2 separate regions of the Homo sapiens genome follow, and region 1 is linked to region 2. Evidence: chromatin loops called from intact Hi-C (ENCODE). Cell type or tissue: GM12878. All regions are shown on one strand.

Region 1 (2,500 bases), 170 kb before region 2:
TAGAAATAAGGAAATTGAAGCTAAGAGAGGGAAAGTCATTTTCCCAAGTAAGCATACAGCTGGAACTTGAACTCAGTTCCACCTGTCTTCAAGGCCTGTACTCTTTTCAGTAAAGTGTGAGGCAGTTTGGGCCACAGCTTGTTTTCTGGGTTTCCTACTGATCTATTCTAGAATTCTTTCTATGCAGAGAGTCACTCTATCTCCCAATAATAGGTTCTCGTAACACTAATTTTTTAGCTTGCTAACATTCAACTGCCTATTTTGGAAAGTTTTAAAAAGCTGTTTTTCATTCAAGTATTAAAAAAAATTCTCAGACCATTAAGATGTCAGTTCACTTCCATTCTAAGCTCCAGGTTTGAGGGAGGGAGAGGAGAATTTTGCAAGCACTGAAAATTAAATGTGTGTGTATGATATGTCATCCTTATATTCAACATGACTCTCCCCAGTGACACAGCTGCAGTGCACACAGTAAAACATCCTGATTCATCAGGCTTGCATCTCACTGTGTATAAGTCCTCTCTTTACCTTTGCAAGTGAGAGTTGTCCCAGAGTTTCATATAAAACAGTGCTGTATCACCCAAGAACGTTCTGGCCTCTTTTACATGACTTGAGTGGAGTCTGAGTGGTACTGTAAAGCTGAGTTTATAGCACGGATGAGTCAGGAGAAGGAGAGGTCTGGATGTCAGCTGGAGCCAGCATCAGAACCAAAGAGAAAGGCAGAAGGTGGAGACCACAGTTTAGGGGTCACAGAGGTTTAGGAGTCATGAATTGCTACCCACATCAGGGCACCCCGGGGGAATCACAGCATCCTAAGAAAGTCAAGAACAAGGCCGACAGTCCAATCTGACTGTCTTACAGGACAAACACTGATATAAAGCCAGGGCTGCATCATTTGGCTAGAGCCAGACCAGAGATATGTGCCTTTACTTTGATAGTTCGGTCTCTGAAATCCAAAAGTCAGGGTATGATAAACGTCTGAGATTTTGCTTTTAAATATAGCAAGTGCCTTTTTAAATGTACTTTTTCTTCTTCCCAGCTTATATTAGAGTAACTCAGCACCAATTGATTAGATTCCCCAGCCTCGCTTTGTAGCCAGAATGGCCTATCCTCCCTGCCCCATGATGTTTTTGCTGCAAAACGAGGTCTCAGCAGTTGCAGCTGGGGCGCTGGAAGTCCGACGTACGGTGAATGCCTCCCCGGCCACTTCCCTTTCAGCAATGCCCACTAGGTGACGCCTGTGAATGGGACAGGCTCTCCAGAGTACTAGCCTTCCACTCTCCCTCCCTTCCCATGCTCACATATTGGCTAGAAGATGCTTAAGTGGGCAAGGTCCTGAAGACATTCTTTTGTGCCTTTGCTCAGACAGAGGACATGTGATGATCTCAGTCAGTTTCCTTTCATTTCATGGGGGCCGCTGATGTCTCCGTGTAGTGTATGTGATGGTTAAATTATAAAAACAGGAAAAGACCCCAAAGCCTGCATGACCTGCACAGTTTTAGCTGTCTGGGTAGGTTCATAACGGCTTTAGAAATGCAAACAAAATTCCCCAAACTAAAATGACTTCTGATGGTTCTGGTAAACTGAATGTGACCTTTCCAGAAAGAAGACTACAAACAGGTGTGATTATCTTTCACTACAGGAGCAGTTCCCAAACTTGAGTGTGCATCAGAATCACCTGAAGGGATAGTTAAACCACTGATTTCTGGGTTCCACCCATAGTTTCTGATTTAAGAGGTTTTGGGAAGGGCCTGAGAATTTGTATTTCTAATAAGTTCCAAGGTGATGCTGTTGTCACTTGCGGGGGAACCTAACTTAAAGAACCATGGCACCATGGCATTCTGTTAGAAGTATGTGGGGGATAGAAAATGATGTGGAGAGAGAGATGGGGGCTAAGAGGGGCGGGGAACATACCGTGAATTGCTGTAAACAGAGATTCCCTCTTAGCTACAACAAAAGTCACTTTCCTGTTTGCCCCATCATCCTCCTACCATTTTTCCAGTGTTCTCCTTACTCCGAAGAATGTCAACAGCACATTGTGCTTTTGTTAGATAAATCTACCGGGTGGGGATAAGTTAAATCTAATGGCAAGTCAGGGACAAATAACCAGGCAGCTGGGCCATTGCTGGAGATACATTGAGGTGATTTATTTAAATTTGCCTGATTGCCTTTCTAGTAGGGAAATGAAACGTTTTCTTTGTACTGCAGGTGTTCAAGTGCTTTTTTAATGGCTAAATATTTAAAGTGACAGTCAAGTCAAGGTTAAAAAGGTGATATGAGTGTACATTCAGAGCCACTGATTTGGGAACATTCTAAATATAGCTCATTTGGCTCTTAATAAAGGGTGAGAGAGTGGATGAGTATGTGTGTATGAAAATATAATTGCTCCCATGACACCCCAAATTACTCTTCAGGTATATATTAGCGTTGCTGAGAGCTTCCTCATATGACACAGCATCTTTCTATAGGTTTTTGGGTGTTTATGCCTTTTTTCCTTTTTAAA
Region 2 (2,500 bases):
GTGGTTCCAGCTACCTTAGGGGAGACCTGAGGCTGTTTCTGGAATCCAGTTTGTATATGTGCTTTTCTGTTCTCTATGGAAATATACATAAAGGTTTTGGGTTTGTGGCTGCATCTTATGTCTGCGCAATGCCACCATATTCTCCATCGTACAATACCGTTATTTGAGAATAGTCAAACTCACCCCTGTGGTCAGGGGAGAGGTAGAGAGCCTACACCCTGCCTGAATGGCTAGTTAAGAATATGATTTTATGGAGTTCACAAATTCTTCAAGAGGGCCATTCCTTGAAAGAACTATGTAACCCTGTAGCTGCCTCCAGTGACTTAGCAGAGCCACTTGCCCTCTAGAGAAAGAGCTGTCGAATAACCATAGCTGTCAAAATTTTCTGTCTACCAGAATGGCTTATGCTGTACTCCATGGCTGGCAGTCATTTGAGAGGACGGTGGCAAGCATAGCCACGGAGGCAGCAGGAATGGCTACTGGGAACAGAAAAAAATGTAGGACCCCCACATTGCCAGCCTGTTCCTCCATTCCAGCTGGGGTCTTTATTTTGGGAGCAAAGAAGGGTGACTGTTTTGGTGGTTTTGTTGTGCTGGTGGGGTGAAACAGGTAGTAGTCATCAGTGAAAATAGAGTAGGGATGAGTTAAAAATTATTGCAACTAGGAAATCTCAGGGTTTGGGAGTGTGACTCATACCACTTACAAGGTATCAGAAATACTTAATAACTCTCTGTTCTGGCAAACATCTCAGATTCTCAGATGGAAGGATTCAGTGGTGAAGGATGAGGAGAGGGTTTTGGTTTTACATACTATATATATATATATCTATATATATATATCATATATATATATCATATCGTCCATAGCGGACAACAATTCACTATTCGAAAAGTAATTGTTAGCAAGCTATTGGGCTCCAATAGAGACTGAGAGTCTAACTACAGGACAGCAAGTGGCCATGTAGTCAGAAGTGTTCATTATGCAAAGACAATGAGTCATTGCAAGAAGGAAGTGTTACATCCAGGGTTGGCTTGAGAAAGCTCAGAGGGCACAGTAGCTGAATGAACAGATGAAGGGGATTCCATGTCATCTACCACTGTTGCACAGATGGCCCTCCCTCAGCTCTCACCTATGGTTTCGTGGGAGTTTTCCCATGACCAGCTGATAGAAGAGAAAAAAGCCTAGGCTTGGTGGGCACAGTATATTGGTGCAAGCCAAAAATAGACAGCTGTTAGACTACCACCCCACCTAGGAGTGCTGAGGGGAAATCCTCAGGGAGGGGGCGTTTTAGGCAAAGAACTTGGCCATTCATTTTGCGTGAAGGGAGAAGTGATCCAAGGTAAGCATTTACACAGGTGTATGGGCATTAGTGATCGGCTTTGCTGGTGGTTGGGGCCTGGAGAGAGCATGGTCAGAAGATAGAAGACGAAGTGGTCTGGGGAAGAAGCATGTGGCCGATGATGTGGGAGCAGGAATAAAGTGTGAGGAACTTTGTATTGCATAGTGATGCTCACCAGAGAACATCCACTGCAGAAGTGGCATTAAATAACCACGTGGATAGGATGTCAGCCAGCTCTGCCCTTGGCCAACTCACTGGCAAGTTGATTACATTGGAACCTTGCCACCTGGGAAAATCAAGACTTCATCCTGCACAGGATTAACACATCTCTTGGGCATGGGTTTTTCTTTCTTGCTCCTGTCTGCCTGGCTATATGAGGGCTCACAGAGTATCTGAAAATTGGACACACGGTCCTGCAAAATATCACTGTGAAGCAAGGGGCCCACTCTATAGCAAAGGAGTCATGACAGTGAGCACAGAATTATGGGATCCATTGGTCCTGCCCCAGGCCGTGCAGCCTGGTGTGATGGTGGCATGACCCCTTCAAGGTGACAGCTGAGGCTCTAGCTTGTAGATAATACCCTGTGGGGCTAGAGTAGTACATTGCAGGATGCCATATTCATCTTGACCTGTGGACACTGGGTAGAATACGTGGGTCTTGAAACCAGGGGATGAAAATAGGAGGGCACCTGCTCCCCAATCACTCCCAGGGACCCACTTGGGGAATTTATGTTTTCCATCTTCAGTGTTAGGTTCTGTGGATATATACATTCTGATTCTCAGATGCGGATACTTCCACAAAGGTTCAAAGTAGGAATTGTACTAAATTTAAAGCTATGGCTGTGACTGGTCACTTTGGGCTGAACATGCCAGGACAGCAGGCAAAAACAAGACTTGGTCTATTGGCAGAGGTAATTGACCCCCATCATCATGAGGAAGTAGGGTTGCTGCCAAGTCATGGGGGCAGACAGGAAAATGGTTTGCAGTCCAGCGATCCACTGGGGTATCCCTTCCCTGTCAATTCTAACAGGCAATGGGCAATTATAGGAATGCTGATCTGTTAAAGGCATGGTAACCAGGGGCTCAGATTCTTCAGGGATGAGATGAGAACCCTCTGCCAGTGGCCTATGTGATGTTATCTTGACCAGGAGAAAAGCCAGC

What was found. Hi-C counts contacts between places; a loop is a spot of excess contacts. Peaks named below come from ENCODE experiments on the same cell type or tissue, not always from the same donor. Only the 100,000 strongest peaks of a DNase experiment are listed, where the experiment ranks them.
Region 1: it touches region 2 in a loop (2.8-fold over the local background); 2 of 110 quality-filtered maps call a loop at or near these places.

The regions. Positions count from the first base shown.
Region 1 is chr9:1,099,901-1,102,400 of GRCh38, forward strand. No RefSeq gene overlaps it. Among named protein-coding and RNA genes, the nearest start is that of DMRT2, 51 kb to the left of the region's middle. In GM12878, a CTCF peak has its summit at 1,225 (motif pointing right); no DNase peak of the experiment used is centred here.
Region 2 is chr9:1,266,210-1,268,709 of GRCh38, forward strand. No RefSeq gene overlaps it. Among named protein-coding and RNA genes, the nearest start is that of DMRT2, 220 kb to the left of the region's middle. RefSeq lists an enhancer at 931-980. In GM12878, no CTCF peak of the experiment used is centred here; a DNase peak (open chromatin) is centred at 1,132.